2 separate regions of the Mus musculus genome follow, and region 2 is linked to region 1. A link is a loop called in an ENCODE intact Hi-C map of the cell type or tissue named here. Cell type or tissue: left cerebral cortex. All regions are shown on one strand. Links, peaks and the distances in the headings refer to the core of each region. The heading gives the core; the rest is flanking DNA.

Region 1 (16,132 bases), core at 8,133-16,132:
TTCCCTGTGAAGAGAGCCAAGACCAGAAATGAGACTCGAGAGACTCTAGGAAAGGGAAAATTTGATATACAGGCTGTTACTTTCTTTTTTCTTTTTCTTTCTTTTTTTTTTTGGTTTTTCGAGACAGGGTTTCTCTGTAACCCTGGCTGTCCTGGAACTCACTCTGTAGACCAGGCTGGCCTCGAACTCAGAAATCCGTCTGTCTCTGCCTCCCGAGTGCTGGCGGCTGTTACTTTTCTGTAACAAAATAAAGGGCTCACTTTGTTCTCTTTAACATTTATTTTGTGTGTTAGGGTGCACATGTGGACAGTCTGTGGGAATCAGTTCTCCCTTTCTACAGTGTAGGTTCTGGGGGTTGGCCTCAGGTCATCAGGGTTGGCAGCCAGTGATCACCAATGGAGTGGTTGTAAGGGCCTGGGACTTTCTTTTATGGTGATGAGGGCATCTCAGAGATTCAGACTCTGAAAAGTTATAGCCTCAGAAACAAGTAGCTTCCTGCGACAGGGGAAGCTGCTCAGCAGCAGCAAGAGAAACTGTGCTTGGTTCCCAGCATGCATCAGGCATGGCAACGCTCACCGTGAGCCCAGTGCTGCAGAGGTGCAGAGAAAGGCCCCGAGTTTGCTGCCAACTCTGTTCAGCCTAATTGCAGAGCTCCTCAGTTCAGTAGACATTGTCTGAAAAAAACAAGGCAGAGGGCAATACAGAACCAGACACACAGAGGGGAGCACACAGAAAATACAAGGCAGAGCCAGTATCTACACATACACAATACATTCATTCAAACCTATACACACAGACATTCGCAAACACATGGAAACATAAAATAAAATATAGATAGATACCTTCCTATTACACAGCTTTATTTTAGATTATTTCTCAGGCAAATACAAAAACAACCTAGGTGTGCCTGGTGGCACAGGCTTGTAAGCTAGCTGCGTCAGGGATTGAGACAAGGCTTGTAAGTTCAAGGCCTGCCTGGCTATACAGAGTGAGTTCAAAACCAGACTGTGTCACTAAGTAAGACCCAGTCTTGAAATAAAAAGTTTTAAATGTGATGTAGGAGTGGTTACAGGTAGTGGTAGAATACTGAGGTCCTTGATCCAGTACCTATTGCCTCCAAAAGAAGACAACAGTTTCCTGTGTGAACCTTTCTACTTAATATTTTCCTGTAAGCAGTCACCTAGCCAGGGTGAAGTAACCTGCCTTTTCCTGCCTTTGTCCTTAGGAGCCAATGAAGTGCTTCTGGTGGTTGGGGGCTTCGGAAGCCAGCAGTCTCCTATTGATGTGGTAGAGAAGTATGACCCCAAGACACAGGAGTGGAGCTTTTTACCAGTAAGTCGTGGTGGAACCATTTCCAGCAGAGTTGAAATGTCATTGGCTCCTGACACTAGCTCATATGTGACAGCTTTGAGAGTAGAAAAGCCTCAGAACAGCAGAATGCATGTCCCTTCCAGCCATGCTGTAGCAGAATGCATGTCCCTTCCAGCCATGCTGTAGCAGAATGCATGTCCCTTCCAGCCATACTGTAGCAGAATGCATGTCCCTTCCAGCCATGCTGTAGCAGAATGCATGTCCCTTCCAGCCATGCTGTAGCAGAATGCATGTCCCTTCTAGCCATGCTATAGCAGAATGCATGTCCCTTCCAGCATGCTGTACGGGTTGTTCTATGTGTGTGTCTACACATGTGGGCATGTCTGTGCCATAGCCATCTGTGTGAAGGTCAGAGAATCATTTTCTTTCTTTTTTTTTTTAAGATCTATTTATTTTATGTATATGAGTACTCTGTAGCTGTACAGAGGGTTGTAAGCCTTCATGTGGTTGTTGGAAATTGAATTTTAGGACCTCTGCTCGCTCCAGTCAACTCTGCTTACAAAGTCCCTGCTCAGTCTGGCCCAAAGATTTATTATTATGCATAAGTACACTGTAGCTGTCTTCAGACACCCCAGAAGAGGGCATCAGGTCTCATTACAGGTGGTTGTGAGCCACCATGTGGTTGTTGGGATTTGAACTCAGGACCTTCGAAAGAGCAGACAGTGCTCTTACCTGCTGAGCCATCTTGCCAGTCCCAGAGAATAATTTTCAAGAATCAAATGTGGGTTATCAGCCTTAGCAGCAGACACCTTTACCCAGCAAACTATCTTGCTGGTCCCCTTTTATTTGTTTGTTTGGAGACATCTCACTGTGTATCACTTACAGGCTCCTTACTTCCTGAAACTGTCTTGCTGACACACACTGGCTGTGTAACCCTGGCTGGCCTCACGCTTACAGGCTTTCCTCACACTCCTGAGCCAGGGTTGCACACGGAGCCACCACACTTGGCTTGTTTTTTGAGATAAGGTCTTGTTGTACAGCTCTGGCTGGCCTGATACTCAATGTATAGCCCAGGCTGACCTTAAATTATGGCAGTCCTGCTTCAGGCTGACAAATGCTGGCATTATAGGCATGTGCCACCACCATACACAACTTAGTTTCTGACTGTTCCAATTAGAAGTTCTCATTGTGCCCGACGTGGTGGCACACACCTTTAATCCCAGCACTCGGGAGGCAGAGGCAGGAGGATTTCTGATTTCGAGGCCAGCCTGGTCTACAAAGTGAGTTCCAGGACAGCCAGGGCTATACAGAGAAACCCTGTCTCAAAAAACAAAACAAAACAAAAAAAATTCTCACCGCAGAAGTGTCAGTAACCATATATCGTTTAGCTGCCACCACCATTAAGGCTGCACAACTTATACCATTGTTCATGCTCTGCTAGATTGAACTTGGTTATGTTGAATCTAACTCCTGTTTGACTGAAAAGTTAAGTCTCATTTCAGCATTTCAGTACTTTACAACCAAGAACCATTTCTGAGGAGACATGGAAAACCTTTGAAGCGTTCTTATCCTTTAGGGTATTTCAGACTGGCTCCAGGATTAGCAGTATGCCTGCACTTTTCTTATGGAAAGATATTCAGTCTCTTAGCTCAGTGCCTTAGAGAAGACAGTAGAAAGCCATGGTGTCTTATATAAACTTCCCAATGAGGCAGAAGCATTTCACTCTATAGGCATTCACCATCTAGCCCCTCAGGATGAACCCCGAAGGGGGTTTCCGATGGCAGGGAAGAAGCAAAGAAGATTAAACCAGGCAGGGTGCAGGAGAGGTGGGACTAGAGTGTGCCCATTTGAATGGTATTACTCCTCTTCTTTCCCAAATCCACAGAGTATCACTCGCAAGAGACGGTATGTGGCCTCAGTTTCCTTACATGATCGGATCTATGTAATTGGTGGCTACGATGGCCGTTCCCGCCTCAGTTCGGTGGAATGTCTAGACTATACAGCAGACGAAGATGGAGTGTGGTACTCTGTGGCCCCTATGAATGTGCGGCGAGGCCTTGCTGGAGCCACCACTCTGGGAGGTAGGTTTGATAACAAACAATGTTTCATGTGCTCTTCTACTGTATTGTAGGAACATAATTAAATGTCTCATTTCAAAGGCTCATTCTTGCTTTTAGAAATGTCTTTGTTAACAGAAACTATTCATTATTTGTAGACTTTTCAATTCTGACTACAGACCTGGTGCTTCATGTTTTGTTATGTTGTGTGGTAGTAGGTACTGATGATGTTTTAGAAACTCCGAGTGGACAGTCCAGATGCCTTTAGTATTCCTCTTTTGTTGTTGTTTGTCTTTCTAGAGAAGAGTTTCTTTGTGTAGCCATGGTTGCCCCTAAATTCCCTTTGTAGACGAGGCTGGCTTTGAACTCAAGATCCACCTGCCTGTGCCTCTGGAGTGCTGAGATTTAAAGTGTGCACTACCACCACCCAGCTCTTTTTTTATGCCAGGTGTGGTGGCGCACGCCTTTAATCCCAGCATTCGGGAGGCAGAGGCAGGAGGATTTCTGAGTTCGAGGCCAGCCTGGTCTACAAAATGAGTTCCAGGACAGCTAGGGCTACACAGAGAAACCCTGTCTTGAAAAACCAAAAAAAAAAAAAAAAAAAAAAAAAAATTAACATCTTGAGATGGAGTTTGCTAGATTTCCCCGTGTAACTCACCCTTGTTTCAAACTTGGGCTTACCAGCATGGGCTTTAAATGCTTGTTTGTACTGCCTTTCTTCCTTCTGAGACTTACATGACTTACCATTTAAGTCACGTAAGTCTCAGAAAATATATACAAAATATACATTTACAAGAATGTGCTTATGTAGTATTATACACTACCATATATAATTAATATACACCATGGGAAATTTAAGAATAATAAAAATCAACTTGAAGAAATATAATAATTTGTTTGCCTGGGATGAGTTCTGAAATAGCTAAGGCTTAACTTAGTCTGTAGCCAGGAATGGCCTTGAACTCCTGAACCTCCTTCTGAACCTCCCAAGTGTTGTAATTACATTCATGTGTGCAGTCCCTCTTCCCCCATCTTAACAATGGGTAATTTGTAGAGATAAAAGTTGTTAGGTATTTTTCATTCTTAATTTAACAGTCTATAATTTGTTCACTCTGAGCAGATATGATTTACGTCTCTGGAGGCTTTGATGGAAGTAGGCGTCATACAAGTATGGAGCGGTATGACCCAAACATCGATCAGTGGAGTATGCTGGGAGATATGCAGACAGCTCGAGAGGGCGCAGGACTAGTAGTGGCCAGCGGAATAATCTATTGTCTAGGTATGAGCCTGGGATGGGGCTGGAGAGAGCTTAGTGGTTACAGACTCTGGAGGGCAGAATTAAGTGCATATACTTGCATCAACAAAAACTCTGACTTTTCTCAATATATTGTCCATGAATAGGATTATATTTTTCTTGTAAGCAATATGTAGGATGTTGCATATTCTCTGACCTGGACCTCTGGAAAAAATAGAACTGAAAGAATCAGTTGAATTAGGGCTAGAGAGATGGCTCAGCAGTTAAGAGCACTGACTGCTCTTCCAAAGGTTCTGAGTTCAAATCCCAGCAACCACATGGTGGCTCACAGCCATCTGTAATGAGATCTGATGCCCTCTCTTCTGGGGTGTCTGAAGACAGCTACAGTGTACTTACATATAATAAATAAATAATCAGTTGAATTACTCACAGAAGGCCAACTAAGATGAGCCTGGTAATCTACCTTTCTCTTTGGAATGTTCTCCACTTTGTCTTTCAGGAGGATATGATGGCTTGAACATATTAAATTCAGTTGAGAAATATGATCCCCATACAGGACACTGGACTAACGTTACGCCTATGGCCACCAAGCGTTCTGGTAAGACCAAACCTATGAAGTGATGGTTTAATTACTGGGTGTGGTATCAGTAGGACAGAACTGTAGTTCTTATTTCACTGTAGACCCATTGTGAATGTGAGTCACAGTCCAGTCTCCTCCACCTCTGCCTTCCCTACAACATTAGGATGAAGGAAGGTAGGTTAAACTTTGAGCTAGATTGTCCATTTGAGGACAGCGATTCCTTATTCTTTAGTACTTTTTTCTATTCTTGTAGTTTGACCACTAGCCTCATTTTGTGTGTGCAGTACATGTTAAATAAATATTTTTGTACACAGACCTGTTGAGGTCTATGTCTTTGCTTTTTGTACTCTTTGGATGTTGATGTCTTGCTGTTTTAAAGACAGGGTTTGCCTGTGCAGCCCCGGCTGTCCTGGAACTCACTCTGTAGACCAGGCTGGCCTTGAGCTTACAGAGATGCACCTATACCTGCTTCTGCCTCCTGAGTGCTGGGATTAAAGGCGTGCACTGACAAACCTGGCTGGACTTTGTTTTGAGGGTCCTACTGTGCAGTCCTGGCCAGTGTACAAGTTGCTATGAGGTGATCCTCCTGCTTCTGGCTTCAAGTTATACCACTACACTCATTGGTGATTTTTTTTTTTTAATCTAAGATCTCACTGTATGTAGTATATAGCTCACATTAACTTTAGACTCCAAGTAATCCCAGGATTGCACACATGTGACATATACCTGATAATAAATGGCAATAAGTATTAGATAAAATCTCTAATGCCTAAAAATAATTTTTTTTAAATTCTGAATACTGCACGCAGGGCTTTGCATATACTAGGCAAGTACTCTATCATAGAGGTACATCTAACTCTAACAGCTGAGAACTCTTAGTTGAATAGGCTGTGATGTAACTGCCTCTGGACAGAGATCACAGCAGAGCCATGGCCTTGGTTCCTCTCATTGTCTCTAACACAGAAGAGAGATAGACTGTGAGTTAGTGACAGCAGAGATGAGACCCATGTCAGTCTTCTGCTAGAATTTCAGGCCCTAACCTAAGGGTTGACCAATGCACACACTGACATTTGCTGTATTACACTGTTGTAGTGCTTTGACATGTGTGCATCCCTCATCTCCACAGTGCAGCCGTTAGCGGCCGTGTTTGTTACTGGGTTCAGATGCTAGGCTTACTGCCATTCATGTGCTGATGCTCTCTTTTCCCCAGGTGCTGGAGTAGCCCTACTGAATGACCATATTTATGTGGTGGGGGGGTTTGATGGTACAGCCCACCTTTCTTCTGTTGAAGCTTATAACATTCGCACTGATTCCTGGACAACTGTCACAAGTATGACCACGCCTCGATGCTATGTAGGGGCCACAGTGCTTCGAGGGAGACTCTATGCAATTGCAGGGTAAGGGTTTTGAAAGTGGGCTAGAATCATGTATCCAAGGCAAGAAAGAATCCATTTGGGATGGAGGTGAAATGTGTGTTGTGGGGAACAACCACTGGGGCTGTTTTTTCATTCCCGCCCCAGTGTGGGGAGTGGGCCCTTGTAGACAAGTGGTAGGACTTGTATGTAAAGTGATGGAGACCTCATTTCTTTCTTTGTTTTTCCCATCAGATACGATGGGAATTCTCTGCTGAGCAGCATTGAGTGTTATGACCCTATCATCGACAGCTGGGAAGTAGTAGCCTCCATGGGAACCCAGCGTTGTGATGCTGGTGTGTGTGTTCTCCGAGAAAAGTAACTGTTATTTTAACACCAGCTGGAGCCAGTGACTACTCCAAGGAACAGTTTGTGGGAGAATCAAGGATCCTTTCCAGAATGTTTATTCCTCACTGTGTGCACAGGGGGATTCCAGGCACCAGTGCTGAGATGATGATTGTACTTGTTTGATGCACACTCTCCTTCGCACTGGTCATCTTGCTCAGAAGCATGGGGGGGGGCAGGTACTCCAGGGAAGAGAATGCACGTTTGGATGTGGGAAACCAGATCATGGCTCTCTGTGGTCTGAGGAGCACTTTCTTACTGTTTCTAACTTACCATGTGCTTGGGAGGATGTATGTATGTATGTTTGTATGGATGTATGTTGTGCCTCATATATTGCAGAGAATAAGGTGAGTATGGCCTGCTAGATGTGGGCAGTGTCCATCCTAGGTGATTGGAAGGATATCAGTTTATACAAGCTTGGTAAAATGAAAGTCTTTTTCCCTCTCAGAAGCAAAAATACCTTTTCTAAATACAGAGGTAGCTCAAGCCACCACAGTTCCTTGCTGTAGGAAAACACTATCACTGTTAAAATTTGAGAGGCCAAGAAGGAAGATTCATGCTGTCCTCACTTAGGAAGACATTGTTGGTGCAGAGATTTGAATAAGTGGCTGGAGCTGAATGGAATGTAGGTGAACCCAGAAGATCACTGAAGTGTAAATTGGAAGGCTGGAAAGGACATGTTATTTGATTTCACAGTCTTTCTAATGTAAAATGTTGTACCATCTTGGCACTGGAGACTTGAGAGATTAACAGTGGAAAAGGTTAGAATAAGAGATGCTGTAAATGTGCAGAGTTCAATATACCTGTGGTAAACTAGAAATATCTGTGATTTTACAATTGTCTTAGTCCCTGCCAGGGCTCCTATAGCAGTGGCAGTTTGGTCTTCAAATGGGTGAAAAGACCATCTTCCTGGCGAATCAAGTGCTACCACGTTACTACGCCTCCACACTATTTATTTGGGGATGGGTGGGGTGGCTGCAGCCTAGTAGTTCAGGTACGTGATTACTGCCCTGTTGTTTAGGGCACACTTCCACTAAGGAGTGCTTAAGACTGCTGTGTGTGGTATGTTCAGTTTTCTTCCTGCTATATCTTCTGTACCTGTCTTTACAGTGTATTTTACTCATCCTGAAACAAAATAATCAAGGACAATTGAAAATCTTTTGTTAGTTTCTATACCTTCGTATAGAATGGCAGTTCTAGGCACCTCTGTGTCGTGGTGAAACTCTTGAGTTACTGGTATAGCAAATAGGAGAATGTGGCAGCCTAAACTGGGCTACACTTTCCTTTTGCTCTGGAATCCCACTTTTCCTCTTTCCTTGAATTGTGTTTGCTGACAGAGTTAATTTCCTTTGTATTTTTTTAAGAAAACATTAAAATGGACTGTCTCAAATGGCTTTAAGAGAATTTGTGGGTAGTGCTGCCTTCAGCAGACATGTTGAAGGACATCTAAGCTCAAGGTCTTTCATCTACCCTGTTTACCTTATGCCTGCCAACAAGCTCAGCTGCTTCTCTGGCAGCATCAGTAAAATGTTTGCCCAAATTTGTTGGATTTATTGTCCTTTCACACTGTGAATCTACATGAAAAAGATGCAGGAGCGCATGAGGTGGCGCACACCTTTAATCCCAGCACTCGGGAGGCAGAGGCAGTTGGATCTGTGAGTTTGAGGCCAGCCTGGTCTCACAGAGTGAGCTTCAGGACAGTCAGGGCTACACAGAAAAACCCTGACTCAAAAAGCAAAAAGATAAAGCAGCAGCCTTGAGCAGTTTTAGCACACATGAATTTTAGGGTTTTAGTCACTCTAGTAGACTTACGTGTTTGCTTCAGTTAATGGCATGTGATCATACAGATAGCTGTGTTACAGGGCTTGCCACACAACTGAGCTCTGGCTGTCCTGAAAACTTGATATGTAGACCAGGCTGGCATTGATCCACCTGCCTCTGCCTGCCCAATGCTAGTATTAAAGGTGTGCACCACCATACCCAGCTAAAACCACAAGTCTCTCTCGGTCTCAGAGCCAAGAGAAAGCAGGACAAGAGGATCAAGAGGATCAAGCTATTTGTCTGTAGCAGATGTATGTGCCAGCTTATTGAACCACAGCCTGTGAAATGTGGTTCATTTATCTTAGAGGACCAGGGAAGGTTGGCGGGTAGGAGAAGAAAACACAAGAGAAAGAAAGGGCTGATAATTAGCTCTCAGGCATCAGTGCTGGTTTCTGAATTTTGAGCCATGTCCACAGTTCATGCACTGAAGCCACCACTGAACAGTTACAGAAAACCAGGAAATAAAATTCATTGATTTTTTTAAAAATTTGCATAGCTTTACATGAAAAAAATATGTTCATAAACAGAATTCCATTCATTTGCTCTTTCCTCTTTAAAAAAAAAAAGTATGTGACTATGTTGCAGGAAATATTAAAAAACGAATTGGCATGTTCCTGCCCCAGTGGCCTGGTTGGCCCCGCACTGGAGGGCAATGGTTGACCTGTTGTTATCTCATGAAGACTCTCTGCCTCAGGGCTCCAAAATCTCTCCACCCAGCTCGCTAGGTTCTCACTGGCAGGTCACTACCACACTAACTCCATGCTTCAAATCCCCCACGGCCTTCGTGGTACACCCTGGGCAAACCCATGCTTTGCCGCCATACCTTTCTCTCTTGAACCCAGACGAGCTGCCCTCTGAACAAACTTAGTTCAGAAACGATGGTAATTCAGTCACTGGGCACAACAACTAAAATCCTAACCTTGTAAGCCTTATTAAACCTAAATTCTCTGGTGGCGAAACCTGACGCATGCTCCATTAAAACCGGGAGACACTTGTAGCTGCGTCCTGTCCTCATGCTATCCCCATCCAAAAAAGCCTAACTCTCTCCTGCTTCCTCTCTTCCTCTGTCCAACACGGAAGTCCCACTTACTCGCCCAGTGATTGGCTCCTTTATTCGTTAGGTGATGGTTCACAAGAAGTCACCTGAGTACATGACTCATTCCTCATTTGCATCGAGCAAGTGCTTCCCGGAAGAGTGGAATTAGCATCAAAATACAAGCAACAGCATGAATGTGTATGTCTATGTAACCTGTACACCCAGTTGTAGGGCCTATGGAGGCCTTTGGAAGGGCAGTGTCTGCTCTTAACTACTGAGCTGTCCTTAAGCATCCCCTTTGTGTGGTAGAGGCAGAGGATAGCCTCAAGTATTGTTCCTCAGATACTATCCACCTCGTTTTTTCCTTGTTTTAATTTAGTATGAGGGTAGCTGTGTGTGTGTAGTCAGGACAATTCAGTAGAGTCAACTCTCAGACTTTTATGCAGGTTCCAGGGATCTGACTGCAGTTGCCAGGCTTGCGTATGCCATTGAGTCCCCAAAATTTCTAAATTTTGTCTCTGCCCATCACTAGGATTACACGCTAGTGCCACCATGACTGAATTGTTCTCATGCTTGTAAAGCAAGCTGTTCACAGAACTCAAGATCAATCAGTTTCCTAGCCCTGGGAAACTTTATTTGTATGATCATCATCTGAGTTCTACACAGTTCTGTCATAGTTAAATCCATTCCCTTATGACGTAAAGTAACTGATGTCCTAACCTTTACACTTTTCCACCACTGTCTACTTTATCAGCAGCTCTTTCTGAAATTCAGATGTGGTTACCACAGTGCTTAATATAGAGCCAATTATTGGCAAATATTGATGTGTTTCTGTCCCCAAGCTCCATAGATTTCCATATCTTGTACTGTAAAGTTCAGTTTCCTTAACATGCATCAGATCCGTGGTGTTGAGGGGGCATATTCTACCATTCCGATCTCATTAGTACAGTCTCTCTCTACGCAGAAATATGCTTTAGTCGCTGGTTTACAAACCATTCTTAAGTTTGATCCCTTTTTTTGTTTGTTTGGTTTTTGTTTTTGTTTTTTTCAAGACAGGGTTTCTCTGTGTAGCCCTGGCTGTCCTGGAACTAACTCTGTAGACCAGGCTGGCCTCGAACTCAGAAATTTGCCTGCCTCTGCCTCCCAAGTGCTGGGATTAAAGGCTGTGCCACCATTGCCCAGCTTTAAATTTGATCCTTTTCTAGTGTACCCTGTGTCTAAAATCTTTCATTCCTGACAACCAAATGGTTAATTAAAATGATACCTACGGGGCCTGGAGAGATGAGTCATGGTTGAGTGCCAGCTGATGACTGTTCTTTCAGAGGATCTGGGCTGGGTTCCTGGCACCCATGTGGAAGGTTACAACAGTCAGTAACTCCAGTTCCAGACATCTTGTGCCCTCTTCTGGTCTCCACAGGCGCAAACACAATGCACTTACATGTAAGCCAAACACTTATAAAAAATATCTTTAAATAAATAAGTGGGTGTGCAGTGGTTGTGCATGCCTTTAATCCCAGCTAAGGTGGCCAGATCTGTCTGAGAACAACCAGGGCTACACAGAGCAACCCTGCCTTGAAAAACAAATACAGAGATAAAAGACCCAACATCCTAGACAGCTGTTTCCTAATCCATTTCTGAAATTGTTCTATTATATTTGAGTCTATGACCTTCTCAGGTTACTATTCTCACATACACAATGTCCATCATCATGTAATGTGGGACTAACAGGGGAGCAAGACTGCATTCTAGAACAGTAAGGTGGCTTAATTCCCTCGTTCTGATGTCCTATACACATTGCAAACCTTAGCCTTCTTCCTGTATTATGCCCGAGGGCATACCCTCTAAGGAAATGACGTTTTCAAAATTACTATAAGCAACGCTTTGCTACCTAATAAATGGCCACTATTAGTCTAGGCTTAATATTATCACACTTTTCGCAACACTAAATGTACTAAGCATTATACATACTTCTTACATAGAAAGCAATTGTTTTGTATCTAAATCTTGCTGAGGTGTGACCTGACCCGAATTATCGCCATCTACTCATGAGGCAAGGGAAATATCCCAAGAGTTAGTGGTAAGGCTAGCCATAGTGATTTGCTTAGGCCAATATTAAGGGCGCCTGGGAGACCAGGTATAGTGAAAAAGGATTGTCACAAGTAACTCCTGACACTTCCGTCCGGCAATAGAGAAAGGCGCCTGCGCAATAGAGTTCAGACGCCTGCGCAGAGGTACAGCGAGAGGCACGGGCGGGGCGCCCCCAGGGACCTGCGCCAGCGTAGTTCCGGGTGAGCCAGCTCAGATCGCGCGTGCGCCGTTGTGGCTGATGGTGTGGCGGCACGGCGATGGAACCCTGCGAGCTGCAGAACGAGCTCGTGTCAGCCGAGGGCCGGAACCGGAAGGCGGTGCTGTGCCAGCGTTGTGGCTCTCGGGTGCTGCAGCCAGGGACTGCTCTTTTCTCTCGCCGGCAGGTAGGAAAGTGCTTGATGCTGCTTAGAGTCGCGCTGTCCTGAGCGACCCAGCGGCTCCGGGTTGCTCCTGGTTCCCAGGTTTCCGGAGACCGCGCCCTTCCTTGCGCGTCTTTGCCCCTCCCCGCGTCGTGAGGCCCCGCCCACTGGCTTGGTTGGGGACTGGGACCCTCGTGTCGAGGCACAGTTGCCTGGTCCCCTAAACTGTTCTCTCTCGCAGAGTACTCCCTCAGAGGGTGTGCCTGTCCTAGGCGGCCCACCCGCCCCCAGGCTTTGGGTATCCTGCGCGAGCTAAGGGACGAACCCTAGCCCCCTGTTTCCTGGAGCTCTGGCTAACCTGCTGTACCCCGCAGGTGTATCTCCAGCCACCACTCGGTGTCGCCCCAGGGCACCTAAGAATCACTGGATTTCCTTCCCACCATAGCTTTTATCCATCTTTCAGTCCCTACTTGTCTCATTTGCTTCTCCCCAGAGGAGCTCCAGGATCAAGTTTGGTGGAGAGAATTCACACCGAGTGACTGCTAGTACCCAACTTTTCTAAGTCCCCCGAGATACAATTCCCAGGACGAGGCATTTCGAATAGATTTCGAAGGTTAACCATTCTTTTCTTGCAGTTAGGACTTTTTCATGTAGGATTTTGTGTGTGTGTGTGTGTGTGTGTGTGTGTGAAAGGTTTATAAAGTTAAATTTTAATTAAAGTGAAAGAGAAAGCACACTCCTGATGATAAGAGGTAATCTGGAATCTGAATCCTAAGGGTCCCCCACCCCCGTGTGTGTGTGTGTGTGTGTGTGTGTGTGTGTGTGTGTGTGTGTGTGTGTATGTGTGTTTAAGTTGTTTGTTTGTTTGACAGGGTCTCCCTATGTAGCCTTGGCTGGCTTGGAACTTGCTCTGTAGACCCAGCTGGCCTCTAACTTAAGAGGTCCACCTGGACTCCCCACTGCTAGGGATTAAAGGTATGAGCCGCGTATGGTAGGGTTTTAAAATAAGTGTCTTAAACCACCATCACCCCAATGAGAAAACTGAAAGAAAAAAAAAGTTTCTGAGCCCTTTTTTTTAAGTGTAACATGCGATCCTATTGGATAGTACAAACTAAATTGCTTTCAGACCCTCATTATAAATGGTTTGTAAGAAGCCACTGTTCTTTCAAGTGGTGGAGAGTCACATACAGCAGTGTCTGCTGCAAGAGCGTGTTCTGATGGCCTTGTCTGTGGAGTGGGTGGAAGTCCGTTTTAATAAGAACTACTCGGACAGGTAGTAGAGTTCTCCACTTATTTTGTAAAGTTAGTGGCCTTGCGGAGGGATGGAGCTGAGCCAGGGAACTGGATCCTGACCTGCGCACTTATTAACACCGGAAGAGCTGTTGAACCTCCATGACCTTGCGCTTGCTCCTTCTGACCAAGTTGATGAATAGGGAGATTTGGCACTGTGAGCACAGTGCCTCCTATATGGGACAGTTCTTGTTCTCGAATGGCAGCTTGCCTGCTTGTGTAAATTGACAGAAACTTAAATGTTCCCGAATGGCATGTGGTGGCCTGCGCCTATCTTAGCACTTAGGGCTGGCTACCCAGTGAGATCAAAGCTAAAAGGGGTACATAATGAGACCCTGTCTGTGAACTGAGTAACTCTTTTTTAAAAAGTCAAGACATTTCTTAAAAGAAATTTTGTAGTAGTCAGGTGTGATGGTGCACACCTTTAATCCCAGCACTCTGTGGGGTAGGCGAGCTCAGTGAGTTAGAGGCCATCCTGGTCGACATAGTAAGTTCCAGGTCAGCCAAGACTATTACACAGAGACAAACTTATCTCAAAAGACCAAAAAGAAGAAAGAAAGAAAAAAAAAGATAGTTTATAGTTACAGTTTTTGTGTCATGTGTTTTAAATAGATGTTTCATAGGAGGGAACCTGTAAGCAAATTAAACTGTATATTACAAATCATATTTTGTTTCTCAACAGAGTACCTTTACAGAGAACAAACCATTTGGAACACACATTTTTAAAACTGAATCCCTATGAAGTGTCAACATGGCTCTTTAGTCGTTCCCTGGACTGTTGAGAAATTACTGTGAGGCCAGTCTAGGCAAGCTGACACTCCGCCCTCTTAGGGATGACCTTCCAGGAGGCAGGAGGAAAGTGTCTGAGCAGTCTGGTTCTCTCTGTAGGCTGACCTCAATATAGGAAAAAATTAAAAACAAAGAGAAGATGCGAAGATGCCCTTCCAGGCCTAGAGAGTTGGCTCACTGGTTAAGAGTTCTTGAAGCACATGTCAGGTGTCTCACAGTTCTTTGTTGCTCCAGTTAGTTGGATCTAGGGGATCCAGCATCTTTTTCCACCCTCTGCAGGCACCAGACATGGGTATGATACACACATGCAGGCAAAGCGCTCATAAAGTAAAAATAAATAAATCTTTAAGATTATAAAAGCAGTTCTTGCCAGGCGGTGGAGGTGCACGCCTTTGATCCCAGCAGTTGGGAGGCAGAGGCAGGCGGATTTCTGAGTTTGAGGCCGGCCTGGTCTACAGAGTGAGTTCCAGGACAGCCAGGGCTACACAGAGAAACCCTGTCTCAAAAAAAACCAAACTTTAAAAAAAAAAAAAAAAAAAGCAGTCCTTTCACCATTTAAGAGAACCTGGAGAGAGACAGGGCATGAAGAGGTCTCCTTAGAGGTGGCCCATAGCATTTTCACCTGTAAGGTAGTCTAGTGTAGTCTGCATGGCAAAGCTCTGAAAACCATCCCAGCATCGACATGATGCAGGACCTGGTGATAACTCTGCCGTGCATTTCATAGTCTAAGGCAGTATGTTTTCCACCTGGGAGTAAGTTTTTCCCCAAAGGGAAAAGTCTAGAGACAAACACAGATATTTTCCATGGTAAGAATTGGGAAGGGGTATTACTGACTTCAGTAGGCTGCTGTCTTGTGTCATGTGAGGCTACCCCTCAGAGCTAAGAATTCTTTGGCCCAATTTTTCAGAAAGTCAAAGTTCCAGAAACCCTAGACCCTACATTGCAAATATCTGGCACCTCTGCTACCTCAGTTGACCTCTTGGTACCTTTTGCTACTTACACCACTAGACTCTGAGGGCCTGTGTCCTATCCACGTGTGTATCTTCTATACCCAGGCTGTGTGCATAGTGAGAACTTAGGAAATAATTTGGTCTTCATAAAAGCTATTAGTCTGGGGTGAATAACGGATTATTATTGATATACTGGATCAGAATTTTGTGGTTTTACCCTCCCCTCCCCCCTTTCTAAAGTCAGAGTCTTATAAAGCCACGCCAGCCTTGAGTTCTCTGTGCGACCAAGGACGGTCTTGAACTTAACAATCCTTCTGGCTTACAGGCATGGACCACTGCCCCAGTATGTTCTCCTGGGTATTGCACTTATGATAGACTTTATGCCTGCTTGACAAGAACTTTGCCAATTGAGCCACATCCCTGGTTCAGTTTGATTGGCACCTTTACTCCTGTTTGCAGCAGACAATCTGGGTTGTTTTTTTTTTTTCAGTCATAGAATCGGTTCCCCATAGAAAATATTCATACCATACTCTCTCTCAGGACCAATTTCTTTTGTTTGTTTGTTTTTTCGAGACAGGGTTTCTCTGTATAGCCCTGGCTGTCCTGGAACTCACTTTGTAGACCAGGCTAGCCTCGAACTCAGAAATCCGCCTGCCTCTGCCTCCCGAGTGCTGGGATTAAAGGCGTGCGCCACCATGCCCGGCTCAGAACCAATTTCTGTCCTACTTCAGTTCCTGTGATTTGATAAAGGCTGGACCAGAAGCGCTTGGAGAGGAGAGGGTTCGTTTGGTTACCTGTCCATTAACTGAGGGAAGCCAAGACAGAAACTCAAGCAGAGC
Region 2 (16,162 bases), core at 5,087-13,086, 65 kb after region 1:
AGTGCACATGGTCCTAAAGCTTTCTTATTTTCCTTCTCATTCTCTCTGGCTAATCCCAGCCTTGTGTGTGTGTGTGTGTGTGTGTGTGTGTGTGTGTGCGCGCGCACGCACGCGCGTGTGTCGCTGGATGTAGTGAGTCCTTATCTCAAAACAAAACAAAATGCAAACAAAGAAGAACCCCAAACAAACAAAGCAACTACCTCCAAAGCAAAAATTATAAATCAAAGTCTGGGAGAGATGGCTCAATGGTTAAGAATACTTGCTGGTCCTGCAGAGAGCCCAGGTTTGAGTCATAGAACCCACATGGAGGCTCAAACCAGCCTGCAACTCTAGCTCCAGGGAATCTGATGCTTTCCTCTGACTTTTACATGCATTACACATGCATGTGGTACATACATACATACATACATACATTACAAACAAACATGTAGGCAGAAAATATACATAAGATACTTTAAAAAATTAAAATTATAGATAAAATCTAGTGTGTTAGCATATGCCTGTAATCCTAGCACTTGGGAGTCTAAGGTAGGAAGATCCTGAATTAGACGCCAACATAGACTTCATTAAAAAGACCTGTCAAAAACAGGAAAACAAGCAGGCCTTTAATAATACAGCACTGGGGAGGCAGAGGCAGATCTCTGAATTCAAGGCCAGCCTGATTTACAGAGTTCTAGGACAGTCAGGGCTACACTGAAAAACACCATAATAGGTAGGTAGATAGACGATAGATAGACAGACAGATAGATAGATAGGAAAAGAAAATCCTAAATCAAGTGAGATTCCCTCCTCTTCTTGCCATTCTACGAGGGCCTCTCACTGCAAATAAAAGAAGGTCCTGCCGGGTGTGGTGGCGCACGCCTTTAGTTCCAGCACTTGGGAGGCAGAGGCAGGAGGATTTCTGAGTTTGAGGCCAGCCTGGTCTACAGAGTGAGTTCCAGGACAGCCAGGGCTATACAGAGAAACCCTGTCTCGAAAAAACAAAAAACAAACAACAAAAAAAAAGAAAGTCCTGGTTCCTGGCTATGGCCTGCCTGTGAGGTTTCTTTTTTCTTGGAGGATGGCCTGTAAGGCATATAGGACTCTGGAACATGTGGTTCTTTTAGAATGCTCCTGTGTAGGTTTACCCCATTGCTGCTCCTTCCCTGCCACTGAGCCGGGAGCTCGGATGTTCTCTTTGCTGCCCGGCATCAGTCACTGACTAATGGAGCCCAGCGCCACTCAGGACCACTTCGGACCTTCCCTACCTATTGGGTGGTCTGTTAAGTTTTCCTGAGCATCTGTTGGTATGATTATTGTCTGTCACCATTCACTAGCCTAGAATTATAAGCTACAGAAGGGCAGACATTTGGTACTATATCTATAGCATTTTGCAGAGAGTACCTGGCCGGGAGAACCATGCTCAACAAGTCTTTTATATTAGCTCATGGGCTATGAGAGACTCCTAATAGTTGACAGTAATCTATTCATCAAAAAAACACGATGACAATGCCAGGAGCCAGAGAAGGGCTATGGGCAAACCATGGTTAAAGCACGCAGGGGAGTTCAGGATAGCCAGGGGCTGTGTAGAGAAACCCTGTCTTGAGAATGCAAAAATTAAAATAAAAACAAATAAAAATTAAAAAAAAAAAACCAAACAAACAGCAGATTATAGGCCCAGACAAACTAGGCTAGAATCTGCTTCTGCTTAACTTTTTCATGTGATCTTGGTCAAATGACTCAGTCTTTCTGAAGCCCAGCTCCTCCCCTATCAAGGGAAGATGACAGATGACTACCCTCGAGTGCCTATGGGTTCTTTTGTTGTTTAAGACAGGATCTCATGTAGTTCATGATGGATATGATTTTATTCTGTAACTCAGGCTGGCTTTAGACTCCTTACTTGTATTGGCAACCCATAACCCACAGCTGCAGATCCAGGGCTCCAGTGCTCTCTATGGGCACCAGGCACACGCGTCCATGCAGACAAAACACTCATATACATAAACTAGTGGTGCCCACCATCAACCCCAGCACTGGGGAGACCGGGGCGGTGGATCTCTGAGAGTTCAAGGCCAGCCTGCCTTAAATAAGTAACTAAAGAAATAAAGCAGGTTTGAACTTCTGATTTGTGAGCTTTCACCTCTCGAGGGCTAAGATTATGGCTCTAGGGTTTTTGTAAGAATTTAAAGAATCATCCACATACTCACTCTTGGCATGTACCAGGAACTCCATGAAATTGAACTCTTCTATATAAGGAAGCTCTCACTCTTGCCTGGGTCTCACTAAGTAGCCTAGAGGCTGCCTTGACTTCATGCCAATCCTCCTGTCTCAGCCTATCAACTACTTGAATTACAGGCAGTTAACAGTCACCACTCTCTGCCATGGACGTCAGCTTGGCCTTCTTTTCATCGAATGTTTGAAAACTCCAGCTCCTTGATTTCTACATTGCTGTCCACATTGTAATTTTGGATATACAACTACTCAGAGAGACTGTCTGTCTGTCTGTCTGTCTGTCTGTCTGTTACTGCCAGATTCCTATTTCTCTGAAGGATTTAGAGGAGGCAGAAACAAACAAACAAAATCAAAACAAATCAGAGAGAATAAATCTGAATGAGACCTGACACCTCTTTAGGTCCTTGTTAGCATTGCAGTTAGGGGCGGTTGTCAATCTGCCCCACAGTGTTTGTTGGTCTTGGATGGCCTCGCTAAGGACTTGAATTAGGCTGAAGTCAGAATTCTCCTCTAATCCTGGGAGGATGAACCATACCTGCAGGTTGGAGATGGTGAGGAACACATCCCCCTTTGTGTCCTTGTTTCTTTGGGGACTAAGTGAACTCATCCGCCCACGGCTGTCATCTGGCTGATGGAGAGACTGGTGCTCCACACAGTCTGGCCACATTGTTTGAAAATCTGAATTAAAAAAAAAAAAAGAAAGAAAAAAGGAGAGCTCAAAAAATTTCAAGTTAGTTGGGCCAGATTTAATTCTAGGCAGAGAGGCAGGGAGATCTCTGTGAGTTCAGGCCAAGTTTACATTGGAATACCAGGCCATTCAGGGCTATATAGCAAGAGTCTATATAAAAGGGGTGACCAAACAAAACAAAACAAAAAACCAGTGTGGTGGCACACACTTGTTATCCCAGCATTTGGAAGGCAGAGGAAAGAGGATCAGGAATTCAAGGTTATCCTGGACCACATAGTTCAAGGTCAGCTCAGGATACCATGACTGCCCATCTCAAAAACCCCAAACAAAACAAAAACTGGAAGAACTTACATACATCTTGGCCTTATGCTTGGCATTTATTTTGCCTAAGGTGTTATGAGATGGAACACAGCCAAGGTGGGGGGAGGGGGGTTGAGTGGGGAGTGGTAATACTGTCGTTCCCAGCACTACCAATCAAGTTCTGAGTGAGACTACATAGAGAAACTCAGTCTCAATAAACAAAAACAAAAACAAACAACAACAAAAAGATGTGGATCACAAAGTGGCTCCTGGGTGTGACAGGCTGTGAACAGAGTGGGGAGGGGGTGAGGGGAAGAATGCAAATGAGTAAGCCACAGTAAACCTCAATCAGAAGAGCCATGGTGTAATTCCTGGCTTTCTATACCGTGGGGACAGTGTTTCGGGGGGGTCAGCGAGGAGACAGGGGGGAGGGAGGGTCAGTGGCTGAAATTAAAGATTAGGTATTTGAGGCTTGCTATGGGTAATTTCTAAGGGCTCTCTAGGGAAAGAAAACCAATAGGATTTGTGCCTATGTACCCATATCATACACATACATTTGCATCACTTAGATATATCCATATATCAAGAAAGAGACCGATTTGAAGGAATTTGTTTAAACCACATACATTTATTGACATTTCTGGAAGCTATATGTCCAAGATCAGAATGTTAGCTTGTTATTGGGACTCTTTCTCCAAGGCCTTTCTCTCCCCTTGGCTTGTGCCTGGTGGCCTTCCAGCATCACCTGCTTGTCCCTCTGTACCTTCGTACATCTTTTTTAAGTTGCCAAAACTGTTGGAAAAACTAGCCTTAGAGCAGTCTATTCTCAAACACAGTCCATCATGGGTCACAAAAAAATCAACTTCACAAGGCTCAACCAGCATATAGGTACATCACTTATAAGATTTTGTGAAATGGTTGCTCCTACGTAAACAAAACACCGGAGATTTCTACAGTCAGGGTTTGTAGCCACAGCAGCCTAGAGGAGTTGTGGGACCCAGGCAGAAGGTGAAGGTACAGCTGGTGGGAGATGAGGTGAGGTCCCCGTGTCTGATAGTTTTCAGAAGCCAGCCTAGTGTTTGGGAAAGATCAAAGGCCGGTGCCGACTGACTGCCATTCTCATCCTGGCTCAGCTGTTATCAGTGTGATCTTGGCTGATTAATGGGAGTCTCAGTTTCTCTTTTTTCATACAGGTTGGTGTGTCTAGTAGACTATGAATGACTCCTGGCTATTGGCCCTGACTTTTGATAGAGCAATATTGCAGTATTTCAGCTCTCTCTCTCTCTCTCTCTCTCTCTCTCTCTCTCTCCCCCCCCTTTCTATGCATTAGTTGTTCGTGTCAGGGAAGGAAAATGTAAAAACAAAAAAAAGGGAGTCACGCTGTGCTGAACATACAATGTAATTTGGTTGGTTGGGGAATTTCAATTAGATACAGAGAAGGTTCCAGCGTGTTATACCCCAGATACAGAGAAGTCTAAACACTTGCGCTATCTGAGGGACAGGACATGCTGAGAGGAGTTAGGAGCAAAGGGGGAGTATGACTTTCTCCTCACCCTTCAGGAGCACAAGATTGCTCTTTGCCTCAGAACTAAGGGAGGTTGAAGCAGGAGGATTGCTGTGAGTCTGAGGTCAGTTTGTGAATCTGAGGCCATTTTGAGCTGCATAAAAAGACCCTGTCTCCAAAACAAATCATAAAAATATTAAATACTGTTCCTTGAGAGTCTCAGGCCTCCAAAGTGGTCCAACCGGAATGGGAAGAAACACCTGAAGCCCAAGCCTTGGTGAGGGTTACCTTGCCCCTCCCAGCCCCTGTGGGTAGGGCCAGCACCACCGTGGGAACATTCCATATGAGTGTCTGATCCACACAAGGGTCTAGTTCTTTGGGTCTCACACCCAGTTACACCAACGGTGTACGGTTTTCTGCCTTGCAGTTGAGCTGCTGAGTCAGCAGAGATTCTGGGAGTGGCGAGGGGCAGGGTTTGGGACTATACGTAGCTCTGCTGTAGTTCCAGTCTAGGAGAGGCCTTCCCCTCCTCCCCTCCCTTGTATGTGTACCTCAGAAATGTGTAGGGGTGAGGCGGTGGTGGTGTTTAGTTAAAAGATGCTTCCCCAAGACCAGACCTGCTTTCCAAGGTCAGAGCCCATAATGAAACCCTTTATCATGGTGTCAGCCGGGGGTGGGGACCAAGAGAGTACAGCTATCCCACAGGGAAGGCCTTGCAGCCGAGAGGGAGCGATACTGGTTCCAGTGGAATTAAGCAGAGGAGGGAATGGGGAGGAAGCTTTATCTCACTATATTCACACACTGTGTGGGCTGCCCAACACTTCACCACCGAGTGAGACGACTAGATTCTTCTCGGTGTCCAGCCCAAAGCTTCGACCTCAGACAATTGGAGTCACAGAAACTCAAGGCCCTTTCTACAAATATTTGTGGAGCAACTCCCACGTGCCTGGTACTGACTTTACACCTTCCCTCTAGCGGCTTACCAAGGGGTGGGGCACGTGCTGAGGAGTTAGCAGGGACTCCGCTGGGAAACGGATGCCGAGCTATAAAACTATCAATAAAGAGTAGCAACGAGACGTTTTGGAAAGACACAAAACAAGCAAAGCAGACGGACATCCCACGGTTGCCCCAGGAGACACCTGACACCAAATATTCCAGAGTACAAAAGGTGCTGAGTTCTGATATCACTGAACTGGAGATGAGAAACTGAGATGGTGCATTGCTGATACTTGGGAAAGCAGAGGATGGGGACGGGAAAATACGGGTAGTAGTAGACCCAACGCACTAACAGTAAGGCCAGGGCGGAAGGAAGGCACACGGACGGCACCGGAGCCCCGTCGAGGCAGCAGCGCTGTGGAGGGGGGTGGGGAGCAGAACCGACACGTGCGCTACGTGCTGCGCTAGCCGCCGCCCCCTCCCGGGCTTCTGGGGAGCCAGGCCTGCTCCCCCCGCCCCCCATCTGTGGCTCAGACCCGGAGCGCCGCGGGAGGGGTGGGGGCGACATCGACGGAGAGCGAGAGGAAAAGTCCTTCTTCGCGTTTGGAACCCAGAAGCCTGGTCTCCACTGCACGGCGACCGGAAGGAGGACCAGCGCCTCTTAGACCAGCAGGCAGATTTAGGGCACAGGCTGCGCCCTTGGGGTGCAGGCCGGAGTTGGAACTCAGCCTGCTGGGGGAGGTTGAGGTCTGACGGCTGAGTGGGCCGGATAAAGACATCGATCCCTAGGGATGTATCCAGAGGCTCTCCAGCACTCATGGGGTGGTTGGGGGACGGAGTCCGGGGCGGAGGCGGAGTGTTGTCCAAGAGTAAGGAGGGGGGTTCCTGGAGACGTGGCACTCTGAGCGGGCTCGGTTTTACTCCGGGCGCCGGGGCTGCAGCCCCTCTTTCCCCGAGAACCTGGCACTGTGGCTCCGCCCAGCCCTCGCTCCCAGCCCTCTGGGAGCCTGAGACCAGGCACCTCCAGGCCCGGGTTACCCAGGTCCGGCCTCTGGGGCGTCCAGCCGGCCCTGCACTAGACAATGCGGGCCGGGCCCCGCCCCCGGAGGCTGAGTCGGCTCGGGCCGTGGCCAATCATCGCCTGTGGCTAGGCTCTTTAAAAAAAGAAGAGCCGGCCGCGGTGTGGCTGTCAGCTGGAGAGGGATCCCTCCGCCCATGTAAACACACATCATAAAGGGCAAGGGGAAGCGTCTTCTGAGGGGCGGGGGAGCGGTTGCCTTTAAGTAGAGATCCCTCTCAGGCCCTAGGTTCTCTTGACTAGGTTGGCAACCGCCGACTCCCTCAGCGTCTCTCTGGGTTGATCTGTAGCATCTCATCATTTAGGATCACTACCAGAAATGGAGGAAGCAGCACTAGTAGACCTTGAAAGTTGGGAGAGAAGATGACTAGGTCATAGTCAACTGAGAGACTTCCTAAGTTCGTACCTTCCAGTTACATACCCACAATTCATGTCCAGAGGTCTGAAAATTATAACCTACTTGGTTTGTAGGATGCTAACGTCAAAGGTGAAAGTACTGTCCTTTCCCAAAGCAGAGAACATGACAGAAAGTCAACTCCAGGAAGACCCCCAAACACACACAACGTTTATAACATCCAGGGTCAGGGCCAAGAGCGAAAATAAAGGATTTTTTTTTTTTTCAGTCAATATGACAGGTCATCTGAAATCTTAGCCTTTGGGAATGAGGTCAGCCTGGGCTTCATTGTGAGTTCCAGGCCAGCTTTGGCTACAAGTATGCAATCCCATTTCAATTTTTCCCCCTCAATACATTATCACGGAAAAAAAAATCAGCAAGGTTTAAAAATATGTCAAGCTGGGTGAGGTGACACGTCTTTAATCCTAGCACCTCCGAGTTAGAAGCCAGCCAATATGTGAGTTTCAGGCTAGTCAGAGCTACATAGTGAAACCTTGACTCAAAAATGTGGTAAATTCTATACTTCTTCCCTAGGTTTCCCACGATTTTATAACCTGCTGTATCACCTCATTTTACAATGATTTTTTTTTAATGAACAGATTATTGTCTAAGACAATATTATTGTCTTATTTTATTATTATTTAAGACAATATATGTCTTATTCAGGCTCCAAATCCCTGTAGAGCTAAGAAAAGTTTTGCCTTCTTCAAGAATTGCTGAACTGTTTTAGAGGCCAGGTACTTCGATAGAGCTTATTAAAGACTGGGGCTTTTCTCCCCTTCACTGAAAAATGTTTTGTATTTTTTATATTTAAAAAAATTTTTTAAATGTGTGTTGAGCTGAAGGGGTCTGCAACCCTATAGGTGGAACAATATGAACTAACCAGTACCCCCAGAGCTCATGTCTCTAGCTGCATATATATCAGAAGATGACCTAGTTGGCCATCATTGGGAAAAGAGGCCCCTTGGTCTTGCAAACTTTATATGCCCCAGTACAGGGGAATGCCAGGGCCAAGAAGTGGGAGTGGGTGGGTAGGGGAGCAGGGCGGGGGAGGGTATAGGGGACTTTTGGGATAGCATTTGAAATGTAAATGAGGAAAATAATAAAAAAATAAAAAAAATGTGTGTGTTGCTTGTAGGGGCCAGGAGAGACATCAGAGCCTCTGAGGCTGGGGGTGAAGAGGCAGTTGGGAGCTGATGGGCATTGATCTGGAAACTAAGTTTACATCCTCTAAGGCGGAAGCAAATGCCCTTAATCTGCTGAGCCGGCTCTCTCTGTCTTTGATGCGGAAGCTCATTATGCAGGTCTGGCTGGCCTGGAACTTTGTGTAGGATTAAAGGTGTGCGCCACCACATCTAACTTCTAACTCTTTCCATTTTTAAGCTGAAGAACCATGGTCTCTGTGTGATAGGATATATCTGTAATCCCAGCGTTTAAGAGGTAGAGGCAGGAGGATGATCAGGAGATCAGAGTCATCTTTGGCTATGTAGAGAGTTCCAGGCCAGCCTAGGTCACATTAGTCCTATTAAAATCTAAACCCAGAGGCTGAGTGATGGTCTATTCTGAAGGGAGGGCTGTGGAGCCACTGATCCTTCCTTATACAGTGGCAGGCAGTCTTTCCACGAGTTTGGTTGCTTTCTAGATTAAAGAAATCGCCGGGCGGTGGTGGCACACGCCTTTAATCCCAGCACTTGGGAGGCAGAGGCAGGTGGATCTCTGAGTTCGAGGCCAGCCTGGTCTACAAAGTGAGTTCCAGGACAGCCAAGACTATACAGAGAAACCCTGTCTCGAAAAAACAAAACAAAAAAAAAAAAAAAGAAATTATGTTTGTGTTCAAGTTCTACTTATGACCTGACTTTTTCTGGGGCCATCCCCCATCTTTGGATTTCATGGTTACTTAACCTCTCAGCTCTTCCATTGCTTCCTCTGAAACACTCTGATCTCTTTCTTTCCTTCAGACCTGTTGTACCTTTTAGCCTGTTGAAAATCTTTGTAGCAGAGACATCTCAGGCTCAGCCTGTTCAGGGGTGAATACATCTTCCCTAGAACATGCTCATGGATGCTTGTCCCAGGGATGCCATCTGTCAGACCCTTAGTACGCTATTCTTCTGGTCCCGTCCTAGTCTAACTTTTATTTCCTACAATTTCACTTTAACCTATAGCGCTGCTGAATTTATTTAGGCCCCATCATTCCTTGATTGGATTATTTCAAGATGCTTTTGCTCAAGTCCAACCTTGTATATGTGTAGATTTCTGTGCAACAACCCTACTTTCCAGTAAATAGACTGAACTGTTGGATTTGGTCAAATGCTTAATCCCCTCACAGACTAAACAATCCCGAAAAGCACTTGCACTTTACACAGTGTCTAGGATAAGCAAGTGCTCGAAGAGTTATTGCTCTCCTCATTACTCTATGTGTCTGTCCTTGCTGCTCCTTGTGTTCAAGGTGTTTTCTCTACCTGGAGAATCCTCCAATTTCAGTACTCTGCTTCTCGGGTTTTACTAAGCAAATCTTTCGTGCCAAAATATATGACGTGATTGATGGATTGTAACTCTGTTCTCCCTACTAGACTGTTAACTTCTTGAGAGGAAGAATTCTGAAACTTCAGAGGTTAACTGAAGCATTAAGGATAAACATCCCAGGCGGAAGGCCCCTGCCCCTCCCGGCTAGGGGGCGGGGCGAGACCTGGCTCGGGGTGGCAGCAGGGACTTTTTTCCTCGCCGTGGCGGCGGAGGAGCACTGCGTGGGGTAGCGGCAAGACGTCGTCGGAGGAAGGCTGAAAAAGCCCTAGGTGTTGCCGTTGCTAGTAGAAGTCGGACCTGTCGCCCGAGCTGTGCGTCTGCACGGGTTTCGGACGGAGCGGAGCTCGCTGCCGCGGTTGCGGAGCCTGCCCTGTGCTCGCCCCTGCCCAGGTCGCGGTGATGGAGCCGGCCACCACGCTGCCCCCAGGCCCGCGCCCGGCGCTGCCCCTCGGGGGCCCGGGCCCGCTGGGAGAGTTCCTGCCTCCCCCCGAGTGTCCGGTCTTCGAGCCGAGCTGGGAAGAGTTCGCGGACCCCTTCGCTTTCATCCACAAGATCCGGCCCATAGCCGAGCAGACTGGGATCTGTAAGGTGCGGCCGCCGCCGGTGAGTCAGCCAGCACCCCGGATCCTGCTCGCGGCTGGGGGAGGGAGCGAGGACGCGCGGCCCGGGAGGCCGGAGGCGCGGGGGCGGGGAGCGGTCGTCCCGCGGGCCCGGTCAAGTTTGGGGTGGCTCCGAGGGTCGGAGATGCGGCGGTGGGAGGAAGGCGCGGGGGCCCCCGTCCCGGGTGGGATGTGGGCCGTGAGGACCGCGGGCTCCGGCGGGGCGGCCGGAGGGGGCTAGGTCGGTGCGGCTCCGGGGGCTGGTGCGCTGCACCGCCCGGCAGCGGTGCGGGCTGGAGTGGTTGGCAGCCGCCGGGGTGGTCGCTGGGGAGTCCTCCCGAGCCCGGCTGAGACGCGGGCGCGGAGGCAGGGCTCTGGGCCCGCACGGCTCCGTGGCTGGTCCTCGCCTCCTTCTCGGGGTGCGGGGGTGTGTGATGGGTGGGGGTGGGGGACTTGCGAGTTGTCGTGTGAGGAGGAAAGTTTTCAATATGGCGGCGGGAGCCCCTGGTCCTTTGTGTGGTGGCGGCGTCGGCCCGAAGCTGCCCTCACCTGAGCGCCCCACCCTCCGGACCCGGGTCCCCCACCACCACCTGGTCCCTCGGCCTCTGGGAGTCCCCAGGGCGAGCTGGGCCAGGGGGCGGCCGGCGCTACTGGGGGAGGGGAGGAGCCGCTGGGCCGGTCTGGAGCGGCTGGTTGAGTGGTGGTGGGGGTGCAAGGGTCGGGGTGGGGGGACGACACTTTGAGGATGGTGGGGGCAGGCCAAGCGGCGGGGGCCCTGATGCTCGCAGGTCCTGGCGGACGCTCCCACACGGACTTGGGGCCGGACTGCTTTGCTCCCGGCGCGGGGGGGGGGGGGAGGCCTGGCTGGGGCTGAGGTGGAGAGGCTGTGCTTGTAGGGGAGATGTCAGACGAGCTCTTGGAGATTTCATCCTGGTCCCTAGCTTTCCCTACTCGGCCTTCCCGGCGGGGGCTCTAGCGCCTCGAGCTTGGGGGGCTCTGAGGGGTGGGGTGTCCCCAAGACGGCCCTAACGGCTGCAACGTCCGCGGAGAGCCCGGCCCACTCCTTCCCCGTCCCCGTCCCCCTCCCCGTACCCCCTCCCCCCGCAGCCGGAACTGGATGCGCTGCGACACCCCAGGTTTTTCGCCTACCTTTTGGGATGACCTGAGTCTGAGTTGGCCTAAACGACCGTTGGACCGGCCGGGTCGGTTGGAAAGGTTTAACTGCCTTGCCTACCGTTTAAGAATTTTCTATCTTTCCCTGCTCTCAAGTGAAAAAGACCCCCCCCCACGCCTTTTACCCCTTTCTCCCTTAAACTTGCTCTATGTAATGGCATTTTGATTTAGGGGATTGTGTACGTAGACGTTCTAGAAAAGATGTTTGCGAGAGATCCCTGAATAAAGCCTTATCCTTTCACTACCCCCACGAAAGAAAAATTAAAACACAGATACCATATTTTAGTTGCTCTTGGACAACTTTGAAAGCAGAAATGAAATGCCTCAGAAAATAACTGGCCAGGTCAGCTAGTATGGGGGGAAATGTTTGGAAATAGATTCATTTCTTCTGGTGAAATGGACAGAGGCGATGGAAGGTTTCTTTTACTGTAGAGGCCTGCAGAAGTTACACCCTTGCCTGGTTAGACCTAGGGTTTTGATTCTGAAATGTGGACCACGTTTCAAACATTGAGCGATTTAGCTTTATCTTAATGTACCAGGAAAGATGAATGTGACTGTTGCATGCTTGCATTAATGGGATTTTTATCTAGAAATTAGGAAACTTGACAAAGTTATTAGAAACCAAAATCTAAGAGGAGTTAGGATCCTGTGAGTTGCCCTCCATGTTGGCATTGTGGCGCACTAGGACTGGGTAGGTCCTTTTTCTTACCGACTTTGCCTTTTATAGAGCTATTTTCTTCGAAAAATAGTTGCTTTGGTTAGGTTTGGCTACCCATTTCCTCATGTGGGCTAGCAGCTTAATGGCAGCCTTTAGGATTTGTGCATTTGTTTTGCTTTTTCCCATTCTGAATTGTCACACATGATGGCCACCATTTTCTATTGAGACTACTATATACTACAGCCTGAGAGGAGAAGGGGTAAAGAGGAAGAAATAATGTACAAACATAACTGTTTTGGAGCCTCCTTTGTGTGAAGGGGACTTGCTTCCTCCTTTGTTTAACAAACTCCTGTGTCAGTGTGGAAGAGTTTGCCAGTATTTGCTGTTGATAGAACCACAAAAAGAAAACCCAGAAGTTGTAGCTCTTGAACAGAGGGGTCCTGGAACAAAGGCTTCTTAAGAGACCATAAACAGTCTTTGTTTGGGAAATGTTTTGTGTTAGGAAAGCTGGAACAAGTGGTTTCATATAGTTGAAATGTGGCAACAAAAAAAAACCTCTAAGAAATAAGAAATATTTTTTTATGGTGCAGTCTTTTTTTATAATTCCTCTATCTAAATTTCTGTTCATTGAGATTTTGGAACTCTAATGGCAAAATTTGAATGATTTGGAGGTTGTGGTATACTTTTAGGGGGAGAATTATAAAAGCGTTTCTATTTCCTTTTGTTCTTAGCTTTAATTTTTAATTAATAGTACTTGAATAGCATTGGTCTGTACCTAGTGAGGGTCTTAAGCTTCTTTGCTTTTAAAGCTTAGGGTGTTTACATTATTTTGTGTATGAGTACATAAGAGTTAACAGAAATTTGTGGAAATACAAAACAGCAAGGTAGCTGATGAAATGATGAGTCAAGACTGTATGCAAACCAAGTTTAAGACAGTAGCCAGAAGAGTGAGGAGAGCTAGACGTACTTTCCGAGGTGAGACATTGACTTAATTTTACTTGTTTTTTATTTTCTATAAAATGCAAGTATTAAATGTTTAAGTACAAATGTTATTTTCACTGTGTAGTATTTGGCTGCTAAGTAGATATTTTCTTGATTTTTTTTTTTTTCCAATGTGATAGAAGTGTGCGATAGCGTTCAGATACCTAACAGCTGCAGTTAGGCAGAGTCCACAAAATTCTCCTTCCTTAAAGGAATGACCAAAAGTCAGATTTAAATCAAGCCCCAGATGGCACAATAAAGACTTTTTTTTTTTTAAGTTTTTAACTTCTTTTGGTTGTTTTGAATCCTCATCTCCATCTTTATAGCCATTACATATAAGACTGTTGGAATGAAGTTGGCATCTTGGAGTGAGTGAGCTTGTTAATTCCACTTGGAGAACAAGGAGGAACTTAAAATACACTTTGTAAGAAATGCTAATTACAACATTGCTTGAGGGGTAGGAGCGTGTCTCATTTGGCTGAATCCTTGAACTCAGGCCTGCTGGGGTTAAAGGTGTGTGCTGGGGTTAAAGGTGTGTGCCACCACACCTACCTCTTTTTTTGGGGGGGCGGTGTCAAATGTGGAACCCTGCCTGTCCTGGAACCCTATCTATAGACCTGGCTGGCCTTGAACTCTGAGATCCACCTGCCTCTGCCTCCCTAGTGCTGGGATTAAAGGTGTGTGCCACCACTGTTCAGCATTTTGTTTTGGCTTTGCGTTTTGTTTGTGTACATTTGCATACATGTGTGCATAATATACTGCAGTGCACCTGTTGAGGTCAGAAGACAGTTTGTAGATGTAGAACTCTGGACTGTCATTTGGGTTCTGTAATCAAATTCATGAACTTGCTTATTTAATTTGGAGGGCAGTAAAAGTCAAGGATGTTTGGAGTACAGGAGTGGGTAGGCAAAAGTTTGCTAAAATGGCAACTTATTTTTAGAGTGTTTAAAATATATATTAAATACATAGATATGCATATAGCCATATATAGTCTGTATAGTTTATGTGCAATGATGGGATCATTTTATAGACTTGCCACCTTTTATTTTCTTTGTGATTGATTTTTACTTTGTGTTTGGCGTGTATATATGTGACCATGGGCATGGCTGTTGTCCAGAGGCCAGAAAAGGGCATCGGACGGACCCCATGGAATTGAGTTAGAGAGGGGAGTGATCTGCCATATAGGTGTGGGAACCAAACTGGGCCCTTTGCAGGACCAGTGCCCTTAGTTATTGAAGCATCTGTGCAACCACTCATTGCTGTCTTAGTGGGTTTACATTAGCACTTTAGAAAGAAGTGAGGGCTTAGTGTGACAGCATACCAGCCTGATCAGTTCCAGGCTGGAGCTACATAGTAAGAACCCACCGAAAAACAAAACAAAACAAAAGGCTGGAGAAATGGTTTAGATTAAGAGCATTTGTTGCTCTTCTGGAAGACCCAGGTTTGATTACCAGCATCCACTTGGTGGCTCACAACCATCTTTATCCAGTTTCACCAGATTGTTGTTGTTGCCTTCTGACTTCTACGGGTATAGGCACTCATGTGGTGTTCATATATACGTGCAGGCAAACACTTAATATGTGTAAGTCTTAAATATTTAAGGGATGAAGAGTTGGCTGTATGATTAAGAGTTATTTACTGGCCGGGCGTGGTGGCGCACAGCACTTGGGAGGCAGAGGCAGGCAGATTTCTGAGTTTGAGGCCAGCCTGGTCTACAGAGTGACTTCCAGGACAGTCAGGGCTACACAGAGAAACCCTGTCTCGAAACCCCCCCCCCCCCAAAAAAAGTTATTTACTGTGTGTGCAAACATGAGGACTGGAATTCTTAATCAAATATCCAAACAGCCACATAACAAATTGGGTGTGGTCCATATTCTCTTGTAACTCTAGCACTGAGTGGGAAGTAGACAGGAGGATTGCTGGGGTTTCCCTGGCTTCCAGCCCTTTGCAGAAAGTGATGGAGGACTGTACTTGGTGGCCTCTGGTGCATGCTGTAGCACACACACATCATACATGCAGCACATTCACACATGTACACACATACTCTTCTTACATAAGACTTTGAAAATCATTTAAATCTTTTTTCCTGGATATAAGAATACTTTTTTGATAAAGCCATAACTACCAGGGTAGAAATGAAGTTTAAGTGTTTATTGTTTGTTTGTGCCTCTGTTTGTGTGGAAGGAAGTGAGCAGGTGCACACGTGTCCTGCTGTCCTGTGGAGGTCAGAGGACAGCTCTCAGGAGTTGTTTTCTCAGTCCACTGTGTTTTGGAGCCAGGTGCTGTTTCTGCCAGGTGTGCTTCTGGCTAGCTGTGGAGAAGGCTTCAGAGTGCGGTGTGACCACAGAGACATGCCACCGAATCTGGGTTTTATATGGGTCCCAGGGATAAACCTCAGGTTGTCGGGCTTGTGCAACAAGTGAAAAGTATTTTCACTCACTGAGCCATCTAGCTCTCAGTCCCCTAACTTCTTTTTTTGTTTGTTTGTTTTGAGTCAGGGTCTTTCTGTGTAATAGCTCTGGCTATCCTGGAACTCTGTAGATCAGGCTGGCCTGGAACTCAGAGATTCACTTGCTCTGGCCGTCCTGAGTGCTGGGATTAAAGGCATGGGCTAACATGCCCGGCTCTGTTTTGTTTTTTTTGTTTTTTGTTTTTTTTAAAGAAAAAAGTTACTAGTATGGAAAATAATTGCTGTAGCTATTTTTCTAGATAAAAGCAAAGGGCAGTATTCCTGGAATGAGGACCAAGCTGATTGATTGTAGAGAAGATGAGGTTTTGTCCTGTTGCGGTTACACAGGTAACATTGCAGCAATTCAGAGTGAGCTCTCTAGTCTTTAATGCGTGACGGTCACGTGCCTAGGTGAGCGTGGGGTTATAGTGCCTGGGTTTTAGCCAGTGCTTTGGTTGCCTTTTACAGTTTTCAGAACTTGTAAAGAAACTTGACCATTTTGGGAACAACTGTTAGCAGGTGTAGAGGTGTGGGGAGTGGGTGGTCGGATTTCCTGTCTGCCTTGTTCCTTTGCTGGAATTGGCCATATTTTATATCAACTAGTTTGGAAGGGACTTTCTGCACAGATTAGCCCTTTTGTCTGACAGAACAGTTGAGGGTCAGGAGTG

Evidence for each region. Peaks named below come from ENCODE experiments on the same cell type or tissue, not always from the same donor. Only the 100,000 strongest peaks of a DNase experiment are listed, where the experiment ranks them.
Region 2: a loop joins it to region 1, with 4 times the contacts of the local background. A loop is called at or near these places in 4 of 42 quality-filtered maps.

Annotation. Positions count from the first base shown.
Region 1 is chr1:134,482,522-134,498,653 of GRCm38, forward strand. It overlaps Klhl12 (kelch-like 12), which reads left to right. Exons shown (of 12, transcript NM_001311136.1): 7 at 1,226-1,332; 8 at 3,197-3,392; 9 at 4,489-4,647; 10 at 5,123-5,221; 11 at 6,414-6,600; 12 at 6,811-8,352. The coding sequence ends at 6,937. It overlaps Rabif (RAB interacting factor), which reads left to right and starts at 12,118. Exons shown (of 2, transcript NM_145510.2): 1 at 12,118-12,288. The coding sequence starts at 12,163. In left cerebral cortex, for the core only: CTCF peaks have their summits at 11,238 (motif pointing left) and 12,652; DNase peaks (open chromatin) are centred at 12,081 and 12,617; H3K4me3 peaks cover 1,416 bases; H3K27ac peaks cover 1,255 bases.
Region 2 is chr1:134,550,306-134,566,467 of GRCm38, forward strand. It overlaps Kdm5b (lysine (K)-specific demethylase 5B), which reads left to right and starts at 9,873. Exons shown (of 27, transcript NM_152895.2): 1 at 9,873-10,237. The coding sequence starts at 10,034. It also overlaps a transcript of Mgat4e not described here. In left cerebral cortex, for the core only: no CTCF peak of the experiment used is centred there; DNase peaks (open chromatin) are centred at 5,720, 6,177, 6,792, 9,851 and 2 more places; H3K4me3 peaks cover 4,033 bases; H3K27ac peaks cover 3,590 bases.